Regions from separate parts of the Mus musculus genome. Here all the other regions are linked to region 3. A link is a loop called in an ENCODE intact Hi-C map of the cell type or tissue named here. Cell type or tissue: left cerebral cortex. All regions are shown on one strand. Region 1 overlaps Npnt (nephronectin). Region 2 overlaps Tbck (TBC1 domain containing kinase). Region 3 holds the start of Npnt (nephronectin).

Region 1 (8,000 bases), 53 kb before region 3:
ACCTAGTGATCACTGAGCGACTGCAAAGGTCCTGTCAGAAACCCATGTTCTCTGTCAACACGCTTCATCAAATGTCACCAGTGGGTTAGAGCTTAAGGATGCACTTCAAGAGGACTGATTCAATTAAACCCTTGTTTAAGCATCAATGCGACGTATATTTGATTTTTAACCCAACGCCAAACCCCCTGGTGGGCACCGAGGAGACAGCAAGGAGGGTAAAGAAGACCAACAAGCTTGAAGTCTAATGGCAGACACTGACATCACACATGGAGATAAATGGACATTGAAAGCTTTGAAAAGGGGCAGGAAAGAAAAAAATAAATGCCCGAAGATGCCTTGAAGAACAGCTGGGTCATAGAGCAGAGAAAACTCAGTGAAAGCTATGGTCAGGAGGGGAATTCCTGACCAGAGGCCAGGGAGTCCTCACTCCCTTCTCCTGCCAGAAATTTAATTAATACTTTATTTTTATAAGACAAGGAATAAAAGACATAGCCTACCACAAAACTGATGACATTCAGACAGGTTTTCCTCCTGTAGTTATGTTACTATTGCTAGCCAGGACTTTTAACACTGACGATCTTGGACTATTTGCAACTGTATTTAGCTCACTACATCTGGACTGTTCCCCCGCTTTTGTTTCAAAAGTCAAAACAGAAGTGCCTTCCTATTTCACAGGACATACCACACACACACACACACACACACACACACACACACACACACACACACACACACACACATACACTGTCAGGTATGACGGAATCCAAGCTAAGGCAGAAGATGGATGTGGATAGGCTGGTCCCTGGGGCTGCTGAATGACTGACAGCAATTACATCCAATGACAACTTTCCTTTCCTCATTTCCGCCTCTTAGAGAGCACCTTCCTTCTTACCTACAACATTCTAGGTAAATGTGCTTCATTTCCCATGACATAAAAATATGAGAACACAATTGTGTGTTTGTTCTCCTCTTCAGTAACATAAATCACTCTGAAATGGAAAAGCTCAACCCCTGTGGTGTAGAGTCTGAGGGCATTATGACAGTTCTGCCACCCCACCCCCATTAAGGCCTGTCCGATGGCATTTGCTTGTCTCCTGACGTGCCTGGGTGCTCTGACACAGGAGGCTGTTTTATCAAGGAAGAGCGGGAGGTTTTCTCCAGACAGAACCATGTAACCTGAAAGGGAAAGAGGCAGAACTTTCCAGGCACAAAGCCCAGAGCCAGGATGATAAAGATGACGCTTTGGCAACACAGTGATAGAGAGAGCGCCACGGGACATGGATAAAGAGAAAGGGACAGGATGAAGCATTTGCAAAAGAGCACTAGCAAAGCCTCAGATGGCTCTGGAAGACCAGACAACTCCAACAATTATCTAATTAACAGTGATGATCACGGATACACATTCCCAAGGATTTACCCACCTGATGTGATCAGCACCCATCTATGCTTACAGTGAGCGCTGTGTGCTCCGCTCTGATCCCTGCCAGGCTATTGCCTTTCCTCACCACATCAGCATGGTGGCTCACTAAGAACATCACTTTGAAGGGTCAACAGTGGGTAGAGTACATGCCTGATATATGTAATCGTATGTGAAAGTATCATCTGAAATAAGCATGGAAACTTGAAACACTTTAATGTGTCTCAACAACACATTAAAAATGTTTTTTAAAGACTAGAAAATAGGCCCATCAGGAATACATTAATAATGTGGCAGTCTGAACATTGAAAATTAAGTGACTTTTATCTTTGCTGATTTGTTTAGTCTTTTAAATTTTTATATTTTGAGGTGTTAAAAGGAGAAAGTTTTAATATGAACAACCCCTACGTGATCTGGAGAAGGAGGTGTTTGTAAGGACATCGATACACAGCAGCTACACATCTGATGTTGGCATCCTGATCAAAGGGCTCTGGATAGTCTTGATGTCTGGTGTAATCTAGGTTATAAAACTGAAATGTCAGTGAAATCCGAATGCTTTCTTTGATTCAAGGGAGCAATCTTAATGAATGTAGAAAATACTAATTAAAATATCTGAGAAGAGATGAGCAGTGATTTACACATGTTTTCCACTACTCTTCCTTGCGTGATATTTTGGTTAGTGCTCACTTTTGATACACAATAAGCAGAAACATATCTGATACTTTCTTAGAACCAGAATGGTATAATAACGATTAAAAAGAATAAAAGATGGTAACAAGTGTCCCTGTCTGTTCATTTCCTTTCCTTCAAAGTTCCCCACTCACTGGGTAATCCAGCAAAATGCAGTGTCCACGAGGTGCAGGGCACTGGAAAGCACCAGGAAAGTATCAAATTCCATATCCTTCTCCTACCTTCATCCATTCCAAACGTATCCTTCTCCTACCTTCATCCATTCCAAAGGTATCCTTCTCCTACATTCCTGAGGCAAAGTTGGACACAATGGGGTTTTAATGGAAGAGGTGCTTAGGTGTGGGTATGGCACGTAAAGCCTGACAAAGCTCACCCAGGAAGGGGAGATGCTGAAGCTCTCTGAGAAGTGAGCTTTGTAGTAAGATCTGAAGGAAGACTTTCATGATGGAAGGCCCGGGAGAGTAAAAGGGTGAACCCCCAGTCAGCCGGAGAGCTTGGGGGAGAGGCAGAGCACAGGAAGAAAAGCTCCAAACGGAACTGCAGCTGCACAATGACTGTTTAAAGCCTTGCTGAAATGTTGGATTTTTATCTTGATAGAAATCAGACACTCAAAGAGCTTGACAGTGGTGCCTAGGGAAGGTTTACCTGGTAAAATCATCACACTGCTAAAGGAGGAAGGTAGGAACAGAAAGCATTTATGAGTAACCACATTTACTATAAAGAATGTTCACATACTAAAAAGTGTTCTCCAAAATTTTTCTGACATTATTCCATATTGTACCAACAAAAACATTCTTATGGTGTGGTGGTAGACGGCTTTAATCCCAACACTTGGGAGGCAGAGGGGAGCAAATCAGCGTGCGTTCAAGGCCAGTGTGGCCTATATAGGGGGTTACAAGCCACCCAGGCTACATAGTGAGGCCCAGTCTCAAAATGGATGGATGGATGGATCAATCTTGATTATTGTATATAGATGGATGGATGGATGGATGGATGGATGGATGGATGGATGGATAGATAGATAGATAGATAGATAGATAGATAGATAGATTCAATCTTGCCTGTTATTTCGAACTATAATCTGTATAAATAAAATAAGGTACTAACCCCAGATATGGAGACTGTGGGATACTGATGATACTAATCCCAAATGATAACAACTGTGGGGTATAGAGGGTACTAAGCCCAAAGATGGAGACTAAGGGATGCAAGTGTGATTGCAGCAGGCTAAGGACACAGGACTCTCCCACAATGGCTGCAGAGTCCTGGTGCCCATCAGGAAAAAAGCAACTGTGAGAAGGAGCTGTCCTCACAAAAACTGCTGTCCCAGTCTATTGTGTGCAGGCTCTCCAGGACTGTGACCATATCCACATATAGTCTATATTGATGAATAAGATTTCTCAAGCAGTCATCTGCAGTTTTTACCCAGTAAAACCTCAAGAGTAAACACAGAGAAGAAGATGTAAATATAACTGCACATACCTCCCACTGCCAAGCTGCTTGCAAACCCGTCAGCATTCTTCCTCAAAGGCAGGTTTTCATACTCAGGTTCTGTCTAAGGTGGTTTGTATGACATTGTCCAGGCCAATCCTGACGTTTATTGTTGGACTAAAGATAACAGATAACCCCTGTCTTGAATTCTTTCTATGCTTAGAGGTTTGCTGCACTGAAGCGAGAGGTATGGATACATCTAACTCTATTCTATTCTCATGTCTTTTAGATGGGGGAAAACCCACCTAGATATTTTAAAAGACAACAGGGTGGAAGACAGAAATGAACGGTAAAGGCTTTATGGGGCAGTATTCTTTCCTCTCCCTCCTGCTCCCACTCCAAACGTAGAACATAGTAAGCAGAGAGAAGAAAATTAAAAAAAAAAATCAGAAACGCATTTGCAATTTCCTTATTCTTATTCAAGAAATGTCTTAGGCAAATGTTGGTTACTCGACACAAGAACAGGGTTGCTGAGCCCCTATAGAAATTGCCAGCACTTTATCCCATAGGGTGGACGTGCAGGTCAGAAGACAACCTAAGAACAATGAACAGAACTAGTAAAACTTACCTCCCTGGTGAAAGCTGAACACAGGCCCAGTTGCTCAGCAATGAGCCTCTTGTGGCGGCAACAGACCCCAACTCCTCCATAGACTGCATGTGACTTTTAGAAAGTTTCGGAGGAACTCAAAGGCAGGGAACTCCTAAGAAGACTGAGACTCTAAATCTTGGTTCTTCACTAAGGATGGTTTTAAGAATCAAGAGAATATCCCACAGGCTTGGTCCTCCTGCCCTCTTTTAAACCAAAGCAAACCATAAAGGCTAGGCTCCCCCAGGCCGGTGTGCACACCACACGGGTGCTGAGAAAAGGTGAGCATAACACACCTGAGTATAGAACCCGCCTACTGTATGAGAGAGGTGTGGCCCACTCATCCAAACCATCAATCAAAAGGGGAAGGGGTGCTTCTATGTCTGCTACCTCATCAAAGCTTTCATTTAAGCTTGCCATCTGGTCAGATTCATCTCCAGGAGACAACTATCATTATACCCACCGTGAAGAAGGTGGGGGTGTGGCCTCTAGTTTAACATCTGCTTAACTTCGCATATGCTATGAACACCTGATCTATACACAAAGCACATGCAAAGCAGCTCGCTTCCATCTTCATCTTCTCTGCTCACACTTGTAAATCAAATCAATTCAGTTTGAAAAGACAGCGTTGGCTAAAAACAGCATTAAAACTGCAGTGAACCATAATAAAAAGCATCAAAATAAAGTTTTGTCATCACTAGAATATATGGCTTCTCTTGTGAATAATTAGGAAAGGCTATTATTACAATACAAATGAATCCAGCATCAGTGGTCATAGAAACAGCTAATGTTCCTATGTGGCAATCGCTGTGACATGTGGCTTGCACAGACCTTCCCATCTAACTCACAAAGCTGCCCAGTGAAGTGCATACAACAACTACCCCAATGATCCGATGCAGAAACAGATGGAAGAATTTGGCAACATGTCCCAAACACAATCCTTTTAATTATAACAATTGTTCATGGAGCTTTTAACATTTCTGATCTCCAACCCAGGACACATCGTTCGCAAAGAACTCAATTTATACTTTCTAAGAGGAGTCATTTTTTTCTTCACCAGTCACCACGGAATCCTATTAAAATACAAATCAAAAAATCTTAAAAACTCTCAGAATCCATAGCACCAGACCCTGACCTGTGTGCAGCAGCAACACAATTCTCTAAATAACTGGCAGAGATTGAATCTTGGGGAGACGTTAGCGTGGTCCTGGGGCTTCTGCAGCTCACAGTCCGAGGACCTTCTCACCCCTCTGCTGAAATAATCAGCACCCAGATGAGAAGAGAGACTGAAATATGTCCATGGCTTAAAACGTTGTGATCTACAGACTACAAAATCAGTACAAGAGAAATAATGGAAAGACAAAACAAAACAAAAACCCCAGGGACAGCATGGTGCTACATACAGGGCAGCGCTCAGAAGGACGGGAGCGATTTTCCATTTCCTGTTTGCTACCTGGGTATCCAACCCATTCGCCTGTTCGGCAGCAACAAGACTGGTTTTCAGACACGGCCATTTATAAAAGAATGTGGCAGAGGTGAATTACCTTATAGTCTATAATCATGAGCCTATAACACCGTTCCCTTTGTTTTACACGGTATGGATGGTCATTGTCTATTTTGCAATTATTGTTATTTTGAACATCCTACATCTGGCTAATTCTGTATTTAGGCAAGACGTGGCTCTGTTGGATAGAGATTGCCACTGGGGCTTAGAGAACCCTGCCACACAATTTGGCCTGCAAATATAGCAACAGCATACCTGTGAGTGTGTGAAAAATGCAGTCTGAGATCCTTTCCTATCCTCATTGAATTAGCATCTTTATTTTAATAAGACCGGCATATAATCTGTAAACACTGAAGACCCGAGACAGTGCGGAAGAGTGCATACACACCAGAGAAACCCTAAGTGAGTATCCTAGTTTATTCTAGTTCAACCTGAATTCTGAAACACTTTTTTGGGGAAAAAATATGTGTGCTGGCCCAACTGATACTCTATTCATTTAGTAACCTGAATCTTTTGGCTGAAACTGGCCAGTTATGGCGCATTCTATTCTGAAGACATTTTTGGAGGAGTTAGAAACTAATAAAACCCATAATAGATTTTGGAAAACTAGAAATGTTTCAGATGAAACTGGCATGATTAAGAACCAGAACTCCCTGGGGTATTTTCTCAAAAACGACAACCCCATTCTTCACTCTTCCTTGGGGAGAGCTGGAGTCTATTACCACTACCGTCTCCTAAGGAGGCATCGTTACAGTAAATCATGGTTATCCTTAATGACGACAACGGAGAATTTAAAAATCACTGCATGGGGATAACAAGCAGGCAATGAAAACCACCCCAAGCACCAGGACCATCACATAGCCAATGGTTGTTACTTAGGAATTTCTTTCTTCCTGACTTTCATATACATCCAAACATATGGAGGCATGTATTTTTATATCCAATTGGGGTAAAATGGTCTCTATATATTTTTGCATTTACTTTTTCAGTTAATATATTTTAAACATGGATATTTTCCTAAGAAACTTTTAAAATGAATGTCTTTTTTAATTTTCATTTATTATACTGTGAGATCAGGATGCATGCTCCTGCAACTTCTTCTGCTAAGACCTTTATCGTCTTTGCTCTTACGGAGCTCTTACCTTCCTACCTCTGTGGACAGAAGGGTCTTGCTTTTGTGTTTAGTCCCCGTTTTCTAGTGATCCCCTGTATCCAGATAGGCACACTAGCATTTCAATCTGTTTCTCTGCTCGTGTCTGCTCAGTTCAGGATTCTCTCCATCAGCCTATCTAAGAACGGCCTCATTAGTCTCCATGCAAGCTACTTAGTCAGGACTCTTGGTTACCGTGGTGAGTGGGCTCCAAACGGCCTAGTTCAGCCAAGACCTGACCAGACAACTGGTGGTAGAGAATTCTAATCCCATGAGTGAAATGATCCCATAGTTAAATCTATCTGAAGATGTTACACTCTGTAGGGGGCTTCCCCTAGAGATTTACAGTGACATTAACACATTAAAGGTTTGAGGAGCTAGACAGCTAACACGTCTTGATAGCAGAGCTGAACCTGGTATTTCTTAATGTATTTGTCCTCAGAACTTGCACAATGTTTCAGGTAGCTAATGGCCTATGAAACACACTTAGAGAAACACTGCTTTGACCCAGTGATGAAAGAACAACAACGTCACACTTTGTCCGGGACATTAGTACAGTTCAAACCAGTCTATTAGCTAGTTTCCAATTAGCTCTGAAAATGCATCTGGTTAGCTTTCTAGTCCCATTTAACAAAAAATCTTTAGGATCCCTTATTTAGGCTTAGGTCCTTAGCCTGTAGGTCATGACCACTTTGCCAACCCTTGTCTCCAAAAATATTACTATTATGATTTATAACAGTAGCAAAATTAAAGTTATGAAGCAGAAATGAAAATAATTTTATAGTTGAGGGGTCACCACAACATGAGGAACTGTATCAAAGGGTGACAGCATTAGGAAGTCTGAGAACCACTGCCCTAGATTATTCTTATTGTGAAACAGGTGCTTAATATTTCATATCCTACATGAAAGGTGACTTTTAATATATTTATTCTCCCCACTATGGTTAAAGTAAGTAAGTAATCATTATTCATACACTTTTTACCTGAATTCCCTCTGACCTTGAACTCACTCGGTGGAAAAGAAGGCCTGGGCTATCCATCACTCATCACAGCAGTAAACAGAGCATTTGAGCAAAGTTGCAAACTCATAAATACCAGCGATAGGAAGCAAAAGCAGGCTTTCTGACTCGGCGTATTGTAAAAAGCGTCCTGGGGGGAATCC
Region 2 (8,000 bases), 200 kb before region 3:
ATCTATACATAGTGGCACAAGTTCCAGGGGTCTCAGAAAGCATGATTTGGAGTTCAAGGCCAGCCTGGGCACTATAGAGAGGCAATGTTACACACGCGCCCGCGCGCACACACACACACAGAAAAATTTAATAATGTTAGCTAAAATCATATATTTGAAAAAACCTGTTTCCCTCAAAACAAGAGAGTGCATTTGTTTTATATTTTTTGTCTCTAAATTAAAATGGTGGGATTCTTGTAACCACTTCTGTGTTCAGTTTGTTGTCGCTCATTGTTTCAGTTACAAAAGTGTTTTAAGCTTACTAGGAATGTGCAATCTGAAACCATATCAGTGAATTTTTGATCCTGTATTCCATTGCAGTCCATTAGTCTGCTTTGCACTTCTAGTGTCTTTTTCACCCATGCATGATATTGTATTGTTATATGTCAGTAATTTGCAAAATATTTATTAAGTGAGTATGAAACATTTTATTATACAAAATCCAAAAGAAATCACATTTGTTAATGTCATCACTGTTCATGTAACAAGTTTAAACAGGGAGGTAGCTCAGAGTGTACAACCGAGAAGACCCAAGTTTATCAAACACTCACTCAACTGCTAGCTGGGCATGGTGACCCCTCTGCGATTGCAGTGTGTGGGGGGCAGAGACAGGACATCCTATAGTAATCTAACCAGCAAGCTCTGGCCTCAAGTGGGAGCCTGCCTCAGTATATAAGGTAGAGACCAACTGAGGAAAAGACCAGTGCCAACCAGGAGCCTTCACATGCATATCTATCACAGACTTGAACCCCTACACAGTCATGCATGTACCAGACAGCAGTCTTGTAGTGTTCTTTTAAGTTTTATTTCATTTTTAGTTATATTTCTCTGTGGAAAGGTACGTGCATGTGTGTGTGTAGGCTCTTATGGAGGCCAGAGTTGTTGGGTTCCCAGGAACTGGAGTTACAGGTGGCTTTGAGCTGCTGAAGGTGGTGCTGGAAATCAAATTCAGCCCCGCTGGATGGGCAACAAGCTCTTAAGTGTTAGCCTATCTCTCTAGCCCCTTTTGTAATATTATAATTTTCATCTCAGCTCAAGCTGTTTCTTGAAATAACAAGCTTATTTTGCTCATTTTTTTAAAAAAAATATTGATCAAATACCCAAGCTTTAAAGTATTATTTGCCTGTCATTCTTTCAAGTAAAAATAGTATCTCTTGAAGAAAGCACCTTGTAGTCTCATAGCTCAAGCGACTATCCAGCTCCCCCACAGTTTAGACCAGAGCATAGTTTCCTGCCTCCTAAGTCATCTCACAAATTGTTAGGGAAGAACTGTAAAGGACCCATAATTGTACCCCTTACAAACATAACTGTTCTACCTTGGGCCATTGTCATGATTTCTGCAGTGCTGTCCACTCATGCCTTTGCACTATTAACATAAACCTCAATCCAGTGAAAACAGTGACTGGAGCCTAAGGATGCCATGCTCACACTTTTGAGAATTTATATATCATACTTGTGAGACAGACTTACAGACTGGGAGAGTCCTTATGAATTACCCTGGCATTCTCTTTTCTGTCTCCTCCACACTTCCTGCTTCCATCGTGTGTCAGGGTACAAGGAAGTTCCTATCCAGGTGCATCTGGTTCTCAGCCTTGCTGCTTGCAAGGCAACCTTAGAATAACAAATCTCGTTCCTGTGTTGTCTTGTTACTCTTGTGTTTTTAAATACAATTACAAATAGCTTATTGGTAATGATAAAATAATTCCTATGTGGCTAAAATAAATGCAACATAATTCTACTGAGATCATTAATATTTTAAGAAAATACAGATTTATAAAAGGTGCCATATCTCTGATTTCAAAGAAGAAACAACTATCATTTTCAGATAATCAACAGTGTAGTGAAATCCTTAGGACCCAACCTGCTGCTGTTTCTCCAGCATTCTACAGCTCTAGTGAGCGCTTGCCAGTTCTTGCTTGCTGTTGCTAGGGGGCAGCATTTACTAAGCTGACAGCTACAGACAAGTACATTGTCAGGTCAGGCTAACATTTGCGATTGGACGAATACTCAAAAAATGTATAACTTTTTATTGGTTTTAGCATCTAACTTAGAAAAGTAACAGAAACTATGTGTATTTTTATATTTATAGCCTAATATTTAAACACTTAGAACCATTAAAAAATAAAATCTTTCTATTGTTCAAAATTATTTCAGTATTAGTTCATATTCTTAAAACTGTAAAACAGCTTGAGAAATTATGTAAGGCAATATATATAAAGTACTCTGGGCCTCACAGAACAAGTCTTGTCATACAGCTACTTGGGAGGTTGAGGCAAAAGATGCAAAAGTTCAGGACTTTCCTTTGTTACAGAGGGCTTTGGGCCTAGACAACTTAGTAAGAGCCTGTCTGAAACTAAAGGTAAAGGAAGGCTGAGGATGTTCTTGAAAGACTCGGGCCTTGGCGTCAATCCCTAAGTCCAAGCTTCCCCTTCCCTCTCTCAGCAAGGAAGGAAGGAAGGAAGGAATTTAAAATGGAAAAGGGACATAGAAAGAATAGAGGAATTGTGTCTCACGTATCGTTATTACATGTCTCTAGTCTCAGTTGTGTCGCTAAGAGGCATCTCGTGCGTGCGAGGAATGCTGGTAACAGTGCCTGCAAGTCTCTGCCTTATCACTGCACATGCTTCCCGCTACTCGAGTAAACTCTTTAACGCACCTGTCATCACCTGTCATCAATGCGTGCGTCTGTAGAGCTCGAGGTGGGGACACTTCCTGTGCTTCCTGCTGCTTAGTGTGATAATGTTCTTCCGGACAGAGTAGTCAGCATGAACTCCTTTCCTCGTCCTTTCTTGCTTCTTTGAAGACTTCTCAGGAGGGCATGATCTCAGGAGCCTTTGCTTCTGTACTCTGATAGCTCCATTGTGTGCTTCCTTCATTGTTCAAACAGATATTTGGTTGCCTCTATACCCTGAATACATTAAAGGACAGGGGTTAAAAAACGTTTTCCCTCATGTTTTTGTGGAAGTATATGATAAAAAGTGATGGGGCTGGAGAGGTGGCTTGGCAGTTGAGAACTCCTGCAGAGGACCCAAGTTCTCTGCCCAGTCCTCACATGGTGACTCAGAGCCTGTCAACTCCAGTACCAGGGATCGGATCCCTCGGCTTCCTGTGGTGCACATCACTCATCCTTCTTAATAGAAATATAAAAGGTTAAAAGGCAAGGAAATAAAAAATCGTTTACAATGCCCATTTGCTAATAAAAGCCATAGTAAATAAATAAATAAGTAGATATTGTGAAAAAAGATATAAAAAATAGACAATGTGATATATTCAGTATATATTGGTAAATTCTAGAGAAATGAAGAACTGAATTTGGACATATGTGTTAAGTGTTTGAATGGAGGAAGAGTTGAATTTTTAAATGAGATTGCCAGGAAAAGCTCTCAGGAAAGGTGGTTTGAAGTCAGTTCCTTATAAAAATGAAATAACAAGCAAGCAACAGCAAGCTCCAGCCTGGGTGGGAGGGATACACTAGAGATGTTAAGGGAATAGCCACTGTGAGTGGAGCATGGTGAGGCCACATAGCAGGAACTGAAGGGGAGAGCATTTTGAGTGTTATACATATATTATCACCACTGGCTTTATTTCATCATCACAAAGAAACAAGATGCTTTTGAATAGAATGGTGACCCATGGTGTAACATAACAAGATCACTCTGACATCTCATTGGCTGAAATTCAAGAACAGATAAGGATAGAGTGTCGTAGATTAGTCATAGCTATGGAGTAAGTGGGTGTGTGATGGGGTGGCTTCAATCTGGATTTAGCAGTAGAGGCAGGAGAAGTTTTCGATGTTCACAGATTAGTTGGAAGGTAGACGAGCAAGACTGCTGGTGACAGATACATGGTGTTTTAGAAGAGTGCACTCAGGAACAACTGCAAACCTGTGCTCCAGCAAGTGGAAGGATAAGGGGTTCTTAACCCGATGTAGAGATGTATGTTTGGAGTTACAGAGTATGGAGGAAGTCTCGGGGTCAATTAACGGTAGTTGATTGATAAAAAGACTATAGACAAGCAGAAAGACAAATAGACAGAAATGTTTCTTATATGTGTTAAAATATAAATTGGCATTTTAAAATGTGAGCTTGGACTTTATGAGGGAAGACTTGGAGTAGAACTAAAATATGCCAGTCTTCATACTAAAATTAGTATTTTAAGAAAAATGGGAAATTAAAGTTTCAGGGAACCGAGCTGTAATGGTTCTGTGTTTAAAAGTCAAAAGGGTGAAAAGGAACTCAGGGAAAAAACAAAAGCAAACAAACCGCTACCATGGATAAGCAGCAGTAAGAAAAGTTATGGAAAACTCTGCGAGTATGTTGTCTAGAGCCAAGTAAGACAAAAGAGTGTTCTCATAAAGTGGGACTGGTCAGCAATGTCTGGCATTACTGAGTGGTATGAAAAGTGAGCAGAGGGAATTGCAGTATAGAAACAATCAGTGGGCATTGGAACTATGACTTACCTGGTCACTGCCTGTCCTGAGTGCCTACGAGCGGTCTTGGCATGTATTAAGCCACAAGAATGTTACCACCATAGTAAAAGAGGTCGTAAGTTTCTGCATCTTTGCCATGAATGCCCTAGCCAGTATTTGCGAGGTTTTACCACATAGCTACCAAGCATATAGTCTCTGTAACACATCTGCTTTATCCACATTGAGAACAAAACATTGTATGGTGAGTGAATGAATGAAAATGCTCAGAATGAATTATACAACACATAGTCGCATTAATAAAATTGGACAAAATATTCTTAATGACAATCAATTGACCTACACCAAAATGGTCACAAGTAATGTAATTGGTGTTATATCTTTAAAATAAAGGTCAGATAATGTGATAAAATTGACCTCATATTTTTAGATTTAAGTTAAGGTATAGAACTTATACTTAGTTATATATATTTTTAATTTGTACAATGCACACTGGTTACATTGAAGCTAAATATCCCAAGCTTCCTTTTGTGCATTTGCAGCATCCCTAGAGAGGATTATCTGCTTGTCTGCTTAGGTAGAGTGATGTGGAAATCAATGTTGATTGTTTTACTATAGTATTTATATTTTAATGAAGTATATATCTTTACTTTCAGTTCTTGATTAGCCTTTGGATAGAACACATACTCTCTTGTATACAATACAAAGGCAGTATGCTTCTCACCTCATAAATCTGTAATTGATAGGTGTTGAAAGGATGTGTGTCTAAGTTGGCAATATAAGTCTTTGTTTAACTGTAGCCTGGAGTCACTCACAAAGTAGTCTTAACTTTAAGACTTGTTAACAGTCCCAGTCCAAGAACAGGGGTGAATGAAATGAAATATTGCAGATCAAGCAAATGGGCAAAAAAGAAAGGGGAGATTTCTTCTTCTTCCCACTTCTACTCTGTGGCTCTTCAGTGGGCTGGATGGTGCCGTATACAAACTAGGGCAGTCCGCTTACCTAGCACCTTTTTAAAAGGTAGTTCCACCTGAAAACATGCTCAAGGGTGCATCCCGAAGTAGTACGTATTCACTTCACTGAGTGTCCTACCAGTCTGTCAGTTTAACACAGAACATTAACTATCATAAAGGCCTTTAAAATCTATAAACTATGCACCTAAAATTTATGTGCTATTACTGCATTTGATTTGGCCATGGTCTTGTGCATACTTGTTGGTAAAAAGAAGATACACCGTGGGTAATCCCTGGCAAAAGGAGCACCCGCATTTGTAAGATGGATAACTCTATATAAAATGTATTGTGATAATAACTGTAGTTAGCTCCATTCTTTCATATCTCGTCACTGGAGTAGAACAAAACAGAGAACTTTTAAACCATTTCGTTTGGTGATAGGCACCCTAATTATGCCTTTTACTTTCTCCACATCCATGTTCCCGGCTTCTTCCTGTTCTGCTCACAGCTCTACGCCATCCCTTGGTTTCTCACCATGTTTACTCGTAAGTACCATCCCCCTTGGTGGCAGCAAAAGTATAGCCTCATTCTTCCTCAGAACTTTAAAAGTATCCCAGAGCTTGTGTCTCTAGCTGCATATGTAGCAGAAGATGGCCTAGTCGGCTATCAATGGGAAGAGAGGCCCCTTGGTCTTGCCAACTTTATAAGCCCTAGTACAGGGGAACGCCAGGGCCAAGAAATGGGAGTGGGTGGGGAGGGGAGCAGGGTGGGGAGAGGGTATAGGGAACTTTCAGGATTGCATTTGAAATGTAAATGTAGAAAATATCTAATAAAAAATGAAAAAAGTATAGAATATTAAGTAAGTGCAGTATACATCTCTATAAAATTCTTACATGATATAGTTTATAGACAAAAATTATCAAGAATTCTGGCCTTAAATATTAAGAAAATGTTGCAGAAAACTAAAATCTATTTTGCATGTGGCTTACAACTTTTTAAGAAGAGAATTTGACAACTTTTTGAGGACAGTTTTCTACTAAATTGTCTTGCTTTCTAGGTGTTCTCTGTTAACACCTGGTTCTACTTCCTAGACTGGGAGTTCTCTAGAAATTAATCCTATTTTATGAGTATGTAATGATTTAGTCAGGTATGGCTATGTAAATGAAGAGCCATATTTAACTGCAATGCACATGATGAGTGCAATGGCAGGTGAGGTAGCCTAAGTGCTTTTACCTAGAAAGATAGTCACAGTGTTATTAAGTGAAAATAAAGCTGCATTTTTTTAATTAATAGATTTTTGGTAGGAATTTGATAAAGTAATTGTATATGATACACAATGGAAATGTTATCTTATTGTATATAAAGCAATCCCAAAGTTCATCTGCAGATATAAACATGTGTAAATAGTTACTAAAAATTCTGGGGAAAATTCTGAATGAAATTTACCAATTATTAGTGGAATTCAAAAAAATGTAATCTTTGACTAACTTGATATCAATTTGAAGCACTTTAGGAAGCTGCGAATTAATGAAGTCAGGGTTAGAGCGTTGACTGAATAGTTAGGAAAATAACTTACTGCTTTTATAGAGAACCAGAACTTGGTTCCTGTTACCCATCTGGGTAGCGCACAGATAGATATCTGTAACTAAGGCTCGAAAGGTGCACGCACACTCACTGTCAAGCATTTTATCAGCACAGTTTAACATATTAGTTCTTAAGTAATAACCTTAATCTTGAAGTTATAATAATCATTTACTTAGTAATCCAGCTGTTATTATTTTTGACAAATTTGGATTTTGTTTAAGTATATTTTATAAAACTTCCTACAGATGTATTTCCACTGCACAAAATTTTCCACCTCTGGGATACATTACTGCTCGGAAATTCCTCTTTCCCATTCTGCATTGGAGTAGCCATCCTCCAGCAGCTGCGGGACCGTCTTTTGGCCAATGGCTTCAATGAATGCATCCTTCTCTTCTCTGACTTACCAGGTATGTGTCTAAATGAAGGAATCACCGAATGCAATTTTGACTATAAAATGATGTGTTCTCTCAGCCATGTGAGAAAATCCTTCTGCTTGCACCCTATTTCGATGGTCAGGATAATCAGTGCTTTGTGCCAGCCTGAGAATGAGAGGCTAACTCGGGTCATACTGAGCCACTGTGGATTATTTCCATCACAGTACTGCCACCAGGAGGGTAAAAGGTCATGGCTGTGGGAGTAACATATTTACCCTTTGCTTAGGACCCATCCATTTATCTTCAGCTGATAGAGAGTAAACAACGGCCACTCAGGAAGGTGTTTGAAAATATGTTTATATGAGAACGCTAATTCACATGGAACTTTGCTCCCTCTGGCCACAGCTGCTTGGTAACAACAAGTTTAAGAGGAGGAAGCACTGTTCTAAAAGGGAAATAACCCAAGCTTTATAGAAATATGTTATGTAATATGATAGCGACTAAGCTGTATGAGGTATTACAAGAAGTTTGAAAGCCTTGGGAAGGCTATTCCAATGCAGAAATACAGAAGACAGCTAAGGTTTCGTTCTTGGTGTTGGAAAGATAAGGTTTGTGTGGTTACCT
Region 3 (8,000 bases):
CTCCACCTCCCTTAAGGAGGAGGCAAAGGTTGGAATGAGCAAGGGGCCAGTGTGCACAAGTAATAAGAAGCCATTTTACTACTCACTGCCCGTCCTCAACCAAAGACGATAGCCTGAATGTCCACTAGCCAACCTGTGGCAATCACTCTCCTTCCTCAACCAAGTTAAACAGTAGCAGATTATTGGTAACAGCTGAGGGGACTCTTCATCTTTTTGATTCCTCAGTTAGCCAGTCCATCTGTAAGCCAGTCTCCTCCATTGCCCTCTGGCCTTTACGATCCTCCTTCTCTGTAACACATCATGACTGACAAGGTGGAAGTCCCACCGTAGAGCCCTCCTCAGTCCCCCATCATCTCAACGGATGCCTCAGAAAGCTCCTTGATCATTTGGAGTAGGAGGTATCTCTTTTTGGAGGGAAAATAGGAAGACTGGGGTGAAGTTTGTAGGTCCAGATCGAAGTAAAATCTGAGCAATCTGCCAAATCAAAGTTTCGTTTAGGACTAGCAATTGTATCATTAAAGTATCTAATTCAATCATGAATAAAACAGAAATTAGTGTTCTGATTTGTCACCTACTATATAAGACTTTGATCAATTATGGAGTCTATAAACGACGTTTTCCAGAAGTTTCCTATGACACTATCAGTTGGCTCATATGGATGTCAGTATAACTTCCCTTCATCAAAAAGAACATGAAGGGGATGGAGAGATGGCTCAGCGGTTAAGAGCATGGGATGCTCTTCCAGAGGTCCTGAGTTCAAATTCCCAGCAACCACATGGTGGCTCACAACCATCTGTAGTAGGATCTGATGCCCTCTTCTGGGGTGTCTGAAGACAGCTACTGTGTACTCATATACATAAAATAAATAATTCCCAAAGAAAAGAAAGAAGGAAGGGAGAGAGAGAGAGAGAGAGAGAGAGAGAGAAGAAGAAGAAGAAGAAGAAGAAGAAGAAGGAGGAGAAGGAGAAGGAGAAGGAGAAGGAGAAGGAGAAGGAGAAGAAGAAGGAGAAGAAGGAGGAGGAGGAAGAGGAGGAGGAGGAAGAGGAGGAAGAGGAAGAGGAGGAGGAGGAAGAGGAAGAAGAGGAGGAGGAAGAGGAAGAGGAGGAGAAAGAGACTTGGAAAGGGCAAGCGGCCACCTTACACAGCAGTTCCAGTGGTGGTTTTACAGGGACTCTTAAGTTCTCAGTTTATTTAGTGTAAATAGTGTCTAGACTCACTATCTCACCGTCATCTCAGAGCTTGGAGCAAAGGAGGGAGGAAGCCTGATGAGAAGCCTAGAGCGGAAGGAACTGAAAACAAAAGTTAAGTGTGCAGACCGAGGCTGGAGCGATGACTCAGTGGTTAAGAGACTGATGTTCTGCCAGAGGCCCCGCGTTCAATTCCTAGAACCATCGTGTTGGCTCACAACCACCTGTAACTCCAGTTCCAGGCTATCCTCCAGCACCAGGTGGTGCACATACATGCGATCAAAACACCCTTACACATAAAAGAATAAAATACATTGTGTTGTTGGACAACACAGTAAGTGGCTCTCTGTAAATGGCAACGCTGGCACTGTGACACAGGTACCTCTGATTAGAAAGGGGCAGAATAAAGATTTGGGTCAGATCTGCACAGTTAAGACTTATTCAGTAATGGTAAGCCCTCCAAAGTGCAGAGTAAAGTCTAGAACCATCACACACACACACACACACACACACACACACACACACACCAAGGAACAGGAGTCTCCAGCCCCGATACTCACGTTGGCACTGTCCCCAGGACTGGCGGGCCCAGCCCCAGCAGCAGTCAATCCTGCCTCCATAGCGACATAGGCCGATTGAAGAAACTATTTGCCTGGGCCACCTACCAAACAAACAAAATATTTAAAATAAATAAAGACACCTGAGATTTAAAATAATTTCCCCTTTGTTTTATTTAGAAAATGTATATATACTTAAACCACACCCAGTAATTTTCTACAAGCTCCTTACTGCCTGCAAGGAATTGGAGAATAAGACACCTTCCCAGTAGTAGTCCTACAGTGATCTAATTTCTAATTGTAAAGTTAAATGTACACACACCCAGCCCACAGGAGTAGGGAGAAGAAACCAGGTTGGCTGCAACCAAGAAAGCTCAGGCTACTATTCACGGGATGGTTTCTGAAAGCTTGAAATAAAACAGATTAGCCAGACTCACAGCTGTTGGGGGCGGGGAGGAGGGGGCAGTTTTGACTAATGCACCGGGACGCTGAAATGTGCTGAATAACAGATCTGTCAGAGCAGAAAGAATGTTTGCTTCGTATAAAGGGCAGATAAGGAAATGGGCAAGAAGAGGAGCTTATTCAAAAATCAAATGCAACCAACCAAGCTCTTTCTATACAACTGCCTCCTCCTCCTCCTCCTCTTCCCCACCACTGCTGTAAGAAAAGCCCAAAACCAGGCCGTGAAGAGTGTCTCAAGTGTCCTCGTATTTTACAAGCTGTCTGCATCAGCAATCCACATTATTTCCCTCTCCGATGTAAAGTGTACCCAGAGAGACTCCAAGTTTAGGATGCAGATTTATGCATCAGATCACACTTACACCTGTGACTGTTAGCCTGTTTAGATTCACACCTACCAGACTTTCTGGACACCTAGGCTGTGTGTGTGTGTGTGTGTGTGTGTGTGTGTGTGTGTGTGTGTGTGTGTGTTTCTTTGTAAATGGACACCTAGGCTGTGTGTGTGTGTGTGTGTGTGTGTGTTTCTTTGTAAATATGTGTGCCCCAAAGTAATGCACCACAAATCCAAATGTGGGCAAAGAATTGCTTTTGGAAAATAAAAGGCTTAGCCTCTGGCTGCTTTCCACTCTTCTTTAAACTCTTTATCTCTTCAATTCATCTTCGCTTTACCCTCAGGCTCAAAGTACAAAACAACCCCAACTTCTATTTCCTCCGACCAGGTGGTGAACCGGGAGCGGGTGCCTTTTTCTTCCGCGCTCCGAGGCTTTTCCTCTGGTCCCCTCCAGGGACAGGAAAGCCAATCAATCCTGGAATTGATTCGTTCCAAGATTGCAGGTAAAACAGGTGCGGCATCTTCAAGGCAGCCCTGGGACAAGCTCTGAGGGATGGGGACAGGGGTGAGTGGTGGTGTGAGCCAGCGGGAAACCTGTCCAGCTGAGGCCTTCAGTGGGGACTGAGCCCGGGATCTCCGGGGAGATCGCGCGGTGCGCTGCCTTGGGGGGACACGCTGAGTGACAGCAGAGACCCTGCCGGAGGTTGTTGGGACCTGTCAGAGCAAGCAACAGTCAGGCCCGCCAGGTCTGAGCGGTGCCGCGTGCTACACACACACACACACACACACACACACACACACACGCACCCCGAGCGCCTCCTCTCAGTACTCATGTTAAGCTTGTGTACACCGTCCCCCCTCCGAACCACAAACCGAGAGCCCTCGGGTGCCATTTGTTCCAAGTACGGTCCTCGCCGCCACCCTTTGTCGAATCGCCGGGTCACCTGCAAGTTTCCCCTCGGGACACAGTCCATCCTGATCACTGGCTGTAGGGACGCTCCACGCGTCACCTGTGTCCCTGCTCCTGCCCGCTCTCACCGCACACGGGGCACGAGCCTCTCTTTCTCCTGAGCCCGGAGCCAGGCTGCTCCACTCGAGGTCCCTGAGGGAAAGGGGAGGGCACCCGAGACCCGCCTCACCTCCCGTCGAAGTCGGCAGCCACCTGCAGGTAGAGCGAGGACGCGAGCACCGCCGCTAGGAGCACAGCCATGCCGGAGGACCGGGACGCGGGGACGCTGAAGGTTGCGGGGAGCTGCGCGTCCCGGGATCTCCCGGCCGCCTTCGGCGCGGCACCCGCGGCTGCTGGGACGCACAGAGCGCAGCGCGCAGCCGGGCAGGTCTGCGGCGGGCTGGCAGAGCCCCTCCGGCTCCCTCCTGGCGAGGGGAGGCGCTGCGGCGGGAGCCGCGCCGCCCGCGGGGAGGGGCGAGGCGGGAGGGACGCGCCGCGCAGCCCGCCGCCCTCCCTGCCCCGCCGCCCTGGTGCCCTGGGCGCGCGCCGGGGCTCGCCCCTCCCCGGGCCCCAGGGGCAGGGGCGGCTCAGGGGCGGGGATGCGGCGCGCAGGCAGCCTCGGCCACGGGTGGCGCTTGCCCCCGGGCTGCGAGAAAAGTTGGGAGCAGAGCTAGGGAGAGGGCTTGTCGGGTGACCTGCCTGAAAAAGTGAGCCCAGCCGCCAGAGGCTGGGGCGACAGTGGGGTTGGAAGTGGAAGTACGCGTTCTGTGGGGGTAGACAGATGCCCCCCCACATACACACACAGGTGGTCTATAGGGGAGAACCCAACTTTTCTGCACCTACCGGAGGGGTTCCTGGACTGATGAAGGCAGGCAGACCCAGATTGCTTCTCCTACAGAGCTGGAATATCCCTGCACCTTTTAACGGGGGTGGGGAGTGTGGTGGGGGGGGTTCGGCTCTCAGGTCGAATTTTGAAGAAGAACTCTGGGCTCAGGAGAAAGAGAAGAACCTTGGAAAACTGTCTGTGTCCTGAAGCTCCACTTGGTGCACCCCCGTGGGTAGGGCAAGTGCTCCACCCCAGAGGAAGGGGAGTTAGTTACCACTTAGCTTGTGGTGTAGCTGGTCTTGAGGGGACCTCTTTAGAACCATTTGAAGTAGTTACTGAGCTATCATAAAAAGCATTGCACCAAAGGACTGAAAAGAAATGATTTTCATAAATATACGTTCAAACTTAAATCATTCCCGTCCTTAGGCCATACCCCCAATGGCTGGCTGTCCTGTCCTCTCTCTCTTCAGTCCATGATCTCCTGGCCTGGCACCCTCTAGGCATGCATTGAAGAGGTTGTGTGTATAGCTGAATCTCACTTCCTTGCCTAAAAGTCACCCTAAAAGCCAAATATGAATGCTGTTTAAAATTCTTATCTTCCCCTCTGGTGTCACGTCCAGCCATACTTTGCCTTCCCCCCCCCATTGTACTGATCTTTTCTCTTACAGCATAATTTGTTTATCTATGTCTTCTTTCTGTTGTAATGTAAACTCTCCAAGAAGAGCTATCTTTGTTTAGTGCCTACAACATTGCCTGGCACATAGTAGGTGCTCATAAATGTTAATCGAAAGTATTTGCTACCGTACATTCAACTGTCACTCCGTTCGCATCATTTTAAGGTTTCTGCTACTTCAAATTGTTAACGAAAAGTTCTGTGCCAGTTTGGTTACACTATCCTGATTTATCAGTATGTGTAAAAACAGGACTTTTCTGCAAGAAAAGGAAAAATAATAGTTCTTTGATTTCCAAGTTGCTTCTGTTAGCAAAAGAAGTTTCTATTTTAATCTCAGAAAATTATCCTTGCCGGTTCAGGCTTGGGACACTGTTTGAGGCAAACAGCTTGGTGTCATCCATTTCAGATGCTTCTAACAAAGTCCAAAATAGTCTAAGAGGCATAATATTTTTTTCTGCAGAAAAGTCAAATGTTTGTCAGTGTAATGTAGGCTTGCTTCCCGACCCCACTCCTTGGTGGCATGCATTGCTTATTGGCTCCTGTTCGGTTCCTGAAAGAGCTCCATTGGCACAGTGGATGGTTGGGTTAACCTGCAGGCTAGAGAATAACTTCAGAAGAGGGGAGAAGAGTGATAGGTGGAAATAAGACAGTGACTGCACACTTCTCTGACATAGGTAGGGTTTTTTTTTTTGTTTTGTTTTGTTTTTTTTTTGGCCCAGAAAACTTCCACATTCCTTCACTTGAACAATCTCCACTTATACTTTTTGGATCCATGCTTATATAATTTTTTGGCTTGTCTTCTATTATATGGACTTCTATAATATTATATGTCTCCAAGAGCAGCTCTTGGCAAATTATGTTGTCATTGCCTCTCTGCCACATTAGGTCTTTCTAGCCAACAAGAAGCCAAAGGTAATTCCTCTCGTGTCAGTACATCCTGGGTGCTCGGCCCACTGGCTGGCACAAGGCTTAAATAGGTTGAATGGACAGGCACACTGTCTGTTGCACACTCGCTCCTGCCTGGAGGAAGTGGATATTGTATCAGTCTCTTGTATCATGGCTTGAGGAGACGATAAAGGATTCCCATGGTGTATCAGGCCATTGTGTTATAACTAATGAACACTAGTGATTGTGTTGTGCCAGAAAACATCATGAACCCCCAAAAGATCACCAAGGGGCTGATTCCAATGCAATCTCACTAGGATCTCTTTACTCAAGCTCGAGCTTGGGCCACACCACTGTCTCTGATGCAGGAGAACAGGAGGGAGCCTCCAGCCCATATAGAGGCAAGAAGCAGGTATCTAGCCTGGTACACATCTGATTGGGTGGCATTATGGCCTTTAACGTAATTGGCTGGTGCTAGGAGCCAAACCATAAACTTAACTTCTGCTTTCCTCCTGATTGGTGGTTGTTAGGAAGTGAAGTGCCAGGGGCAGGCCTGTAACCTGGAGGTGCAACTTGATGGGGAATAACCTAGAAACTGGTGTTAGACACAGGTCTTGTTGGGGGGTAGCCTGGAAACTGGTGCTAACCAGCCTGTTAGTTAACTTGAGTTCAACCTTGAGGTCCGGTTTTCTAAGATGGAGTCTGAACCCAAAAGATTTGGTCTCTCAATGAAAGGGAAAAAAAGCCATGGGATTCCCAGACGGCTTCACCAACTTGATCACTCTTGTTCGTTCTGTGTTGGAGATTAAATCCAAGGTTCCGTGCATGCTAGGCGAGCCCTCTAACCATTGAGCTGCATCCTCTGCCCCACTCTTTCATTTCAGCCTTAAAACACATCAGCAGGAACGAGATCAAATATCCTGCTTTTAGCAATAGCCGCACTTAACCTGTAGGACAAATGGTTGGTTAGGTTTCCTGATACATAACACCTTACCAGGAGTAATCCCAAGTTTCACACATACAAAAAAAAAATATCTGCCATTGGTGGCACCGTGGTAGAAATGACAAATGAGAATCAAATGTCTAACTTTCAACCTCCAGAAATGACAAGTGCTTCATTATTTAGTTCTTTTATCCCAACGAATATTCATCATAGAGTCTACAAATGGTCATCTCTAGGTACCAGGATTTCAGCTGGAGACAAGATCAAGGCTGCCCCAAGAGAGTTTATAGTCCCCTGAAGGAGCAAGGTGTCGTCCAGTGAAGAGAGTCAGATGCGAAGAGGTTAGAGCATGGGTTCAGTGAAGACTGAGGGATGCGAAGAGGTTGGGAACTCTCTTCACTCGCAGATCTCTTCCAACTGGCACCTTTTAGAAGGCTTGAGCCTTCATTGTTTTAAGGAATTCAAAGAGACAGACGTTTTCAGGCCAGACTCACAGTTTCTGTGGCAACTAGGCTTCCTTAAAACCTCATAAGCTTGGGATCTGGTTGCTCCCAGTCCGTTTCTTTTGCTGATAACCACAGCTAACACCGATTCTAAGCCTAGTTTCTAAGCTTTAGTCCCTTTCTTCCTTCTACCCATACCTTCCTCTCTCGTCCTTACAAAGGCTACCTTGAGGCCAGCAGACACACGAAAGCCATTTGGGGGGACAGCACCCTGACTCTCACCATCCCTTTATATCTACTAACTTTCAAGGCATAAAAGTAACTCTTCAATCTCACAGGCCCCGACTTCTCAACACTCCCATTCCCTTTTATTTTTGCACATATGAAGTACTCGGTTCTAAGCTGACCTTTCTGCTGATGCCTTACCAAAAGCAATAACGAACAGAAAATTACACTAACCTCATTATTTTTGTGTCTGTATTTGATACATCTGTCTCTTGATCTGGTGGGAGAATCAGCTCTGCAGAGCTGTCATTTGGCCTCCATACGTGTGCAATGGCATACATGACCGCAAACAATAATAAGAGAATTGTGTAAAAACATTGATATCCAGACATGGTAGAAAAACGTTCTCCCATGTACACCTAATCTCAGATATGAGCATCAAGGCTAAAGCCCTGAACCTGTGCTTAGCAAATATGGTCTAGGAATATATCTGAAGGAGCCATCTTTATAAATTATTTACTT

The links. A loop is a pair of places that touch in the nucleus more often than their neighbours do. Peaks named below come from ENCODE experiments on the same cell type or tissue, not always from the same donor. Only the 100,000 strongest peaks of a DNase experiment are listed, where the experiment ranks them.
Region 1: a loop joins it to region 3, with 2.1 times the contacts of the local background. A loop is called at or near these places in 3 of 42 quality-filtered maps.
Region 2: it touches region 3 in a loop (2.1-fold over the local background); 2 of 42 quality-filtered maps call a loop at or near these places.

What each region holds. Positions count from the first base shown.
Region 1 is chr3:132,893,053-132,901,052 of GRCm38, forward strand. All of the region lies in intron 10 of Npnt (nephronectin), which reads right to left. Among named protein-coding and RNA genes, the nearest start is that of Gm29811, 18 kb to the left of the region's middle. In left cerebral cortex, a CTCF peak has its summit at 178; a DNase peak (open chromatin) is centred at 3,594.
Region 2 is chr3:132,745,261-132,753,260 of GRCm38, forward strand. It overlaps Tbck (TBC1 domain containing kinase), which reads left to right. Exons shown (of 26, transcript NM_001163455.2): 21 at 5,927-5,963; 22 at 7,248-7,409. Among named protein-coding and RNA genes, the nearest start is that of Gm30294, 28 kb to the right of the region's middle. In left cerebral cortex, a CTCF peak has its summit at 1,968; DNase peaks (open chromatin) are centred at 1,968 and 3,773.
Region 3 is chr3:132,946,300-132,954,299 of GRCm38, forward strand. It overlaps Npnt (nephronectin), which reads right to left and starts at 3,992. Exons shown (of 14, transcript NM_001287101.1): 1 at 3,674-3,992; 2 at 1,748-1,848. The coding sequence starts at 3,744. In left cerebral cortex, a CTCF peak has its summit at 3,700 (motif pointing left); DNase peaks (open chromatin) are centred at 2,305, 3,393 and 3,723; H3K4me3 peaks cover 1,526 bases; H3K27ac peaks cover 173 bases.